Regions from separate parts of the Homo sapiens genome. Here region 1 is linked to region 2. A link is a loop called in an ENCODE intact Hi-C map of the cell type or tissue named here. Cell type or tissue: PC-9. All regions are shown on one strand. Each heading gives the region's core, and the rest is flanking DNA. Links, peaks and the distances in the headings are about the cores only. Region 1 overlaps DGKI (diacylglycerol kinase iota). Region 2 overlaps DGKI (diacylglycerol kinase iota).

Region 1 (4,405 bases), core at 160-4,159, 71 kb after region 2:
TATGCAGCTCCCAAACGCCTTTTATTTAAACTCCTCCTATCGATTGGCATAAATTTAAACTGTACTGATATTTTGGATGCCTTTTTTTCATTCTCTATTTACTACTATGAACGTGCCTGAGAAACAAAAGAAGGAAAAAGAAGGCACTCCCTTTAACCTCACGTATGCGTCCATGAAAAACACCCCATATTCTGCCAGTTTCTAATCCAAACGTCAATGTGCGCACCCTGGTGAAAACTACGTTCTTACCTAAAATTCTTCAGACATCCTCAGTCTACACAATTCCTCCATTTCTTACACTGGCTTTGATGTTTGTTTCTCACATCCCTTTTTGAATAGCATCTTCTCTTGTTCAACATGAAGCCTCGGGGCTTGCTTAAAAGCTCAGAGATGAGGAACACCAACTCTCTTTCTGACAGCTAACTTAAGAAATACACCTCACTTTCATTCTTAAGCCCAGCCATGAAACAGTAACCATAGATAGACATATATAAATGAGATGTATATGTGATTATTTCTCATGTAGTTTGCAACTTTATGATACACAGTGAATTGGCAATAAGTAATATGTAGTAATTATGAAATAAAATGTATACCTACCCCTGCATAGAACATTTTATTTCGAAAACGACTGTTGAATTTCTCTGGATTTGCTTCTGTGAAAGAGGAAAAGTAGTTTTGTTATGGAGACCTCACTAAAGGTAGCGACTTAGATTAGCACTCCTACTTCCTCCCCAGCTCCCTCCTATCCTACAGATCCAATAGATCCCATGGTTTGGTTATCATCTTTCCCCCAGTTCCAGGCCAGTTAGTACAGTAGCCCAGTGCTACAGGGACAGTAATCCAGGACTATAAATGTGTAGTTCCAAACCGGCATCACTGACATTAGCTGAGAGCTTGTTAGAATTGCAAATGATTAGGCCCTAGCCAGATCTACTGAATTAGAATGACTTGAGTGTGGAGTCTATACATCTGTGGAGGGGAGCTCTCCAGGTGATTCTCAAGCACATTAAAGATGGAGGCACTCTAGATGCTTTGTAAAAATTGGAGGGTTTCCAGGGATATCGGGCTGAGATAACAGGAAAAGGTGGAAGAAGGTGGAGAAGCGATTATTTACTTTGACTTTCATAGGGCATGACTTCCGTAAGCTATGTATGCAGCTTCCAAATGTAATTAAACATGTTTTTGAGTTTGATTTGTGTTTGGAATAAAGTAGATATAAAATTGGGAATTAATGCCAGTTTAATTATTCCTTCTAAAAGAAATACAATATATGTAGTTATGCTGAGAAGTGTCCATTTGATGGGCTATATTTACATCTGTGCTAAAAATTCTTTCCATAGTTAAATTTTTAAAAATTCTCCTTTAATGAGATTTATATTAATTGCCTATTTTTATGTAGATGTATTGGCATAATTCTCAACTTAAAAGTATTACATTTTCTTGACTAATACCTCATAGATTCTACTATCCAAGCTTATTTTTTTCACAATGGCTTTCATGAGCCTTTGTGTTACCCTTTAGGTATTTTATGGCAAGTGATCCATGAAGCCGCAGACAGTGCCTGTGTTGGAAAACAGTTTAAAGTCTCACTATGAGTTTTCTTGGTTTGAGAACAGCCACTCACTATCTACTGACAAAATAAGTAAGCTTGCCACAATTAAAAATCTGGTCTTGCTTATCCTGTTTTTTCTTCTATAGCTTAGCTTAAGATTTCTTGACTAACTAGTTAAAAATAGGGGGAAAATACAAATGAACAGAAACAGTAAAAAAAAAAAAAAAGAAAGAAAAAAAGGCTATTTGCTTAATTATATATTTCATAGACAAATAATTTTTTAATTTACTATTTAAAAAAAGCAGAATAACAGCTACTGAAAAGTCCATACCTCTGGTCTAAGTGTATCAGCAAAATCTGGTTCCAATATCTTATAGTTATTTAATTTTTTTACCACCTCTATCCCACCTGCATGAATATTTACCTATTATTTCCAATTAACATAAATTCTCCCTTAACAGCCCTTCAGTGGCTGATTTTCCTCAAAGGCTCTGATTTACATGCAGGGGAAATGTTTACAATTCCATTTCATACTGCATCAAAACACAATAAGCCTTAGCAATAAACTATACAAAGATTAATGCTTGACATCTTTAACTAATTGTTTTATAATCACATACATATAAATGTACATGTTCATACACTCAACAATTTGCATATTCCACTCTAAAATAGTCCTACAGCTTAAAATAAAAGAGAAAAATCACTTTCCCCAAAAGAATTTTCTTCTAAGCCTGGTCTTCCCATGTAAGGGTCTCTCCCTGCTCCCTTCTCACTCTGATGCATAGAAACTTCATCATAGTTCAAGGAAGTGAATCATTAGAAAAACTTCCGGATAAGTTAGACTAAATATGAGACTCACTTGAGCTCATTGAGCTCATTGAATGAGCTCATTGTTGGCCACTTATTCATTTAGACCTCTTTTCATGCCTATTTTTGGAAATCCATGTATTTGTGATAATTGTGTTACTTTACAAGTATTATTAAGAAGTTTGGGGTATTTTATTAAGAAGCCCAGGATCTGGATCCTGCTAAAGAATATGAGATAAAAAATGGGGTAAGAAATGAAGAATAAAATCCCCCATGTACTTCCCAAATTAACTCTCCTTAAATATAAGAAGGGTAACAGGTCATAAATGTTGGCCCCAAGGTAAGTCCCTCTGAATACCTAATATCCAAGAACTGTCTAAGGCAGGGAGGCGGAAAGTGGTAGTGTTTCTGACTCAGGATATTTGAGGTTCTGTTATCAATCATGCCTTCTAGCTGTGATTTTTCTGGCCAATCAGAGAGGAATACCAAACTATGGCTTTCTCTTCAAACAGCATCATTCCTGCTTGGCACAGAATTTGACCTTTACAGAGCCTGTCCTCTCAAAACCTTGGGAAACCAGGAAGGTCAAAGTCTGCTAACATTGCTGGATCCAGTAAGAGACTTTAAAGATCTGTTCCTTACTTGTATTTTATACTCTAGTGGTTTTTAATCCTGTAGCATCACTCTTGACTTCTAGTGCATAAGTGCATGATCAGAATTTTCATGTTATTACCAGAATCTGAAAATCTGAATTCTAGCTTTTAGTGCTCTGTTATTTCAAATTCCAAAGTATGCAAAAATTCTAAACACCACTTCCTTTCTTACATAACCTGGAGGGAAAAAAGTAAAGTACTTCTCATTTATGACTTTATCTCACAAGTCTCTTAACAATCTACATCCTAGCATGGTTCTGGTTATATATATTCAGAAGGCACTAGGTACAGATATAGATACAGGCATAGACATGGATATATAGTATAGCTATATTAATAAGAACAGAGTTTAAGAGACAGAATGAGACAGAAAGAGAGAGAGAGAGAGATCAATCGGGACTACAAAACATAAGTCAAACCCATAAACTTTATCAGTTCTAAATGGCATGAGAAAATGTTGATGAAATATTTAATAGCATATCATTATTTCATCTTCTCTTTCAAAAATTCTGTTCCCCTAATCTTGACTCCATCTCTTTTAGTACCTGAAATCACTACATGGTCTCATTCACACCTCTGTATCATCCAGTGGGGATCCCTAGTACCTTCCTAATTAATCCCATCACCATTACATCCTATGCTTTCAACCTAAACTACCTATAGCTCCTCTATTGTTCTAAGATGCCTGTTGTTTCTTTTATACAAACAGAGGGGACATTTTTGTTTTTGCTACCATATTTCAATGGCTGTGGTTGTGTAGTATTGCACTTTAATAGTGTTTTGTGAAGCTAAAGAATATCCTAGTGACTTCAGTAATAGTCTCTATCACTTCTTAGTATTTTACTCACTTCAAATCTTCCAGTAGAACATAAAGATTAACAATCCCAAGACCTGGAACACACATCTAGTCCTGCCCTTTACTGTCTTTAAGACCCTGGACAACTAGGTCTCAGGGTCCCATTTGTCTGAACAACTAGGTCTCAGGGTCCCATTTATAAGAAGTTCCTGTCCTGTCTAGCTCCCAGAGTCATCCTGAAGGTTAAAATGAAACAACACTGAAGCACACTGTAAACGCGTAAGTGATATACAAACAAAAGGGAACATGCAAAACACCTGCTAGAAACTTCCTCCCTGGGAGATGGAAATGGGACGTTGTCCTCACCTCTGGATTCATGGAACTCCAGTGTGACATGGGCATCAAATCCAAGGCTGAAGTAGTTATTGAAAACATTCAGAGGGAGCTGCAATGATAAACAAAGACAGAGGCAAAATTTTGTGTGGCCAGGCAGAAAGAGAAGAATAAAACCTAAAGCTGGACCCCTATCTCTGAAGAAGTCCCTAGGAGACAGATCAGCCACAACTCAAAGTGGAGGGTGCTTATGTAGAA
Region 2 (4,405 bases), core at 326-4,325:
GGGAGAAATGAAAAGACATAACACAAGGTATTCCTTGTGAAATATTCTGTACAATACAATAATGACTGCATGTCATTACACATTTGTGAAAGCCCATAGAATTATATGGCAAAAGAGTGAATCCTAACGTACACTATGGGATTCAGGCAATAATAACGTATCAGTATTGGCTCATCAATAGTAACAAATGAACCACATTAATGCAAAATGTTAATAAAGGGGAGAACTGTGTGTGGATAGGTTGCGGTAGGGGAGGGTTGAGAGGATATATGGAATTCTCTGTACTTTCTACTTACTTTTTCTGTAAACTTAAAACTGCTCTGAAAAATAGTCTTAGTTAAAAAGAAACAGAAAAATCAAGAGAAAAAGAAAAGAAAAAGAAACTGTTCTGAGTTTTCTACAGACAGATACTTTGTCTATAGGAAATATAATATGGGAGGATGTAAAGACAAGTGGGATCTTTCTTTTTACCTCATTAGTTCCAAATGTGCCAAGGTTATCATGGAACTACAATTCTTACTTGATGGCTGATAAGAATTAGATAGAATCAGTTTGCAATATGGTATTTCAATCCAGTTTTTCCCTGCTGTGGGTCACAGGTCCATTTTACAACCACCTGGTCATCATTAATTTCCCACTGCTCACCTGGAACCAATGGGGAGCAACGAATGGGCATATTAGCATTCAAAAGGAAACATAACATCCCAAGAACTTTATACCTTGCCATGCCATGTCTGGGACCTGTCAGCAGTTTCACAACTCCTAGTCCTTACGATTAAAAGTAATTATAGAGTTTGGATTCCCTAGCTTGAGCTAAACCAGGTCCTGTCTATAGTCCATTAAAAATGTCATCCACAAGATAAAAGTAAATTATGTAGTTTTCATTGGATTCTATTCAAGGATAAGATTTCTGAGTGCTTTCCAGAAACTAACAGGTTCTCTAGAAATTTGGGTTTCCAAGTACAGATCCAATTCTGCTTTTATCATGATAGTATACTACCTAAGTGGGCAACATAAGGAACATGCAACTCACTTAAAAAAAATCCTCTTAAATGCTTATGGCATTGATAATCTTGAAGAGCAACTCATGGTTTCTATCTTCATTAATTTGGTAAATATATATTGCATATACAAAGAATTATGCCACAATATTTTTCACGTCTATAAGTCATTCACTTAATCATTTTAGCAAACGGGTTTTAAGGACTTTCTGGTGCTGGGGACAACTCTAGTGTCAGCAGTTGGTCACAGAAGGCTGAGTAAGACATGGTACCTGCCCTCAAGGAGTTTACAGAATTGGAGGAGGAGGGGAGTACATGAAAACATCCTACTGATGATATCTTTGTGGCAGGAATTGGATAGACATGTACTCCACGTGTTTAGAATCCAGAAGGGCTACACATTCCCCAAGACCAGACACTCTTCCACGAGGAGCTGTGAAGAAAATAAGGTGGTTTGACAAAAGGAACAAGAGTTTTTGAGACAAAAGGAAATTATCTCAGACCACCCTTAGGCTCTAAGGAACCACAGCATGAAAAGAAGAAAAGGAAATGTTCAGGAATTAGGAAGGTAGGTAGGTACAGAGTAGAGTAGGGTGAGGCTAAGACCAGAGGTTTGATTTTTATACTAAGAAGTTGAGACTTTATTCTCAAAAGGATGGGTAGATACTAATAGGTTTCCAACAGAAGGTGAAGGTTCCAGATGTATACTGACCAAAACAGCCTTCATGTTTCCCTTAGCATGATGGAACTTTAGACAGGTTTCTTTTTTTTTTTTTTTTTTTTTTTTTTGAGACGGAGTCTCACTCTGTTGCCCAGGCTGGAGTGCAGTGGCACAATCTTGGCTCACTGCAAGCTCTGCCTTCCCGGTTACTCCTTTCTCCTGCCTCAGCCTCCTGCGTAGCTGGGACTACAGGCACCCACCACCATGTCCAGCTAATTTTTTGTATTTTTAGTAGAGACAGGGTTTCACCGTGTTAGCCAGGATGGTCTTGATCTCCTGACCTCGTGATCTGTCCACCTCGGCCTCCCAAAGTGCTGGGATTACAGGCTTGAGCCACCATGCCCGGCCGACAGGTTTCTTCTTGATTATATGGCTCTGAACACTTGTTTCTTAGAGCATTTACTTTAGCAAACTTTCCATTGTAAATCCTTTCTCTGCCCCTTTGAGATGTATGTAAATCTGCTCCCAGACTCATGCCAAATTTTACAACCCAGGAATGTCTTTCTCCAGGAGCTAGAAGTCATTTTTTGAAATGTAAACATCATGAAAGACAGAGCCCCTCTCTCTCAGGCTCTGTGGGTGGGTAAGAGCCTAAATAATTATTGGTAATAAGAGACAATTAGCAAACACAGATGCCTAGTTACAGAAAAATCAAGAGAAAGGGAAAAGAAAAAGAAACTGTTCTGAGTTTGCTATGGACAGATACTTTGCTGATGAGATCATCCTGACATAGAACAATTATCAGTACCTATTTTGTTACTCATAGCATTCACATTACTCAGGAAGTCAAAAGGATGGTGGAAATAAGGAACTCAAGGAGGAGAGGCAGGGGAGTAGAGAAAAGAAACAAATTCCTAAGGGAGGATGTAAACACAAGTGGAATCTTTCCTTTTATTCTGTTAGTTTCAAATGTGCCAAGGTTATCAAAAAACTACAATTCTTACTTGATGGATGACAATAATCAGATACAATGGGTTGGCAATTGACCAACCTCCCCACAACATCCTCCAGTACTTTTCCACTCGCTCATCTCAGTGCCTAAAAATCTCCCACCTTTTTCTTGGACAAAATGTTAGAAAAATCATTGGGAGTAATACGGAAGACAAATTGATGAAAAATTAGGTGAGTGACTGGAGGATGAGTGAGGAAGCGAATACAGTCAATGAGCTGAGCAATGGTGAGGTCTGGAATAGAGGAGTGGCAGAAAGACAAGAAGGGAAGGGCATATGAGAGAGATACGAAGTCCAAGGAAGCAACTCCTCTGTGGCCAGTTGGATGGGAAGAGGGAAAAGGAGCAAGAGTGACAGTGAAGTCGTTTTGCATAGCTGTGGGGGTTACAACCTTCTGATACACTTACCTAACACCATGGACTTGTGGCCTGCTGAGCTGGAGAGAGCAAAAAAGAGCAAAGAAGGCGGCAGCAGAGAGACTGTGAAAATAATGTAAAATTAGTGAAAACTGTGATGATGGAGGACAAAGACCACTTGTCAATGCCTCAAAGGCAGTTTGATAACACCTAAAATACAAGAAAATGGTTTCTGAGTTAGAATGTGTTATAGACAGAATTGGGGAAAGAAAATTCTGAAGGCTGGAGAAGAAAGAACAGAAGAAAGAGAATGAAAGGGAACACTACACTCTCCAGGTGCCCATCGAAGCCCAGCCCACAACCCCTCAGGAGTTAGTAACAGATCCTTTTCTTTTTCTCTTTCCAAATCTTTGGCATTCATGACATGATAAATGGAAAAGCAGAAATGAGAAAGAAAATCCCAGGGAGAAAAAAAAAGGAGATGTTAAAGCCTGGTCTTCTGAACAAAGACAAAAGTTGTCAGGTGGAGCATGAGATCCAATCATGGATGCTGTTCGTAATGGCCTTTTTCCTACTTCTGATGACTGCGGTTCACGCATTGACCGTGGTTATCCAGGAGCAAGTATGGGCAGAAGGCCCACATACTTCTCTTCTAATACATAGTAGGAACCAAAGGTCCAGACCAAATAGTGCTATGACATGTCATCCTTGTCCAACTGAATATGTAAGTTTAATGACAATGATGTAAATGCCTACTTTTGATGAAGATAATTCCATTTCAAAGAAGGTTCCTAATGTTGCATGCAATAAAGTACTAGTACAACAAGATGATGTATATAATCTTTTGGCAATTATTCCTGGTGTTAAATGTGATATAAGCTTTTAACTGTGAGGTCCTAGCATGCCCTTGACAATGGAAATGAATATTCGTAAAATTCTTAGACACAGAAAGAACCACTACTGATATTTACTACCAGTGCTCAAGTACTTGGGAGGGAGATAACAAAGGCTTGACTGTGACACTGGAATCTTGGCTACATGGCCAGGCTAGCCAGATACATCTGAAAATCAAGATGAAATATTACATGTCTGAAAGGAAAGATTCACAACCATACCTAAAACTTCAATACTTGAAATGATGATTAGATACACTGGTCCAAATCTCTTTCACAATTTCTACATCATGCTGTCTGTTACACTGCAGGGTGATGGTCAAGGTCACCAACAACTAGATGCTGGGGACACATTCAGTCATGCAGCCTGGAATTTCTGAGTTGATTAGATACATGTGAAGAATTCATGACAGAAAAATTTTCTAAAATCAGCTGAAGGGGCCCCAAGCCTCTTTTGGGAAATAAAATGAATAAACAAATTATA

Evidence for each region. Peaks named below come from ENCODE experiments on the same cell type or tissue, not always from the same donor. Only the 100,000 strongest peaks of a DNase experiment are listed, where the experiment ranks them.
Region 1: it touches region 2 in a loop (3-fold over the local background); 3 of 110 quality-filtered maps call a loop at or near these places.

The regions. Positions count from the first base shown.
Region 1 is chr7:137,577,670-137,582,074 of GRCh38, forward strand. DGKI (diacylglycerol kinase iota) reads right to left here. Exons shown (of 33, transcript NM_001321708.2): 15 at 4,181-4,259; 16 at 601-656. Among named protein-coding and RNA genes, the nearest start is that of PTN, 240 kb to the left of the region's middle. In PC-9, for the core only: no CTCF peak of the experiment used is centred there; a DNase peak (open chromatin) is centred at 2,392; H3K27ac peaks cover 988 bases.
Region 2 is chr7:137,506,456-137,510,860 of GRCh38, forward strand. All of the region lies in intron 21 of DGKI (diacylglycerol kinase iota), which reads right to left. Among named protein-coding and RNA genes, the nearest start is that of PTN, 160 kb to the left of the region's middle. In PC-9, for the core only: no CTCF peak of the experiment used is centred there; a DNase peak (open chromatin) is centred at 2,496.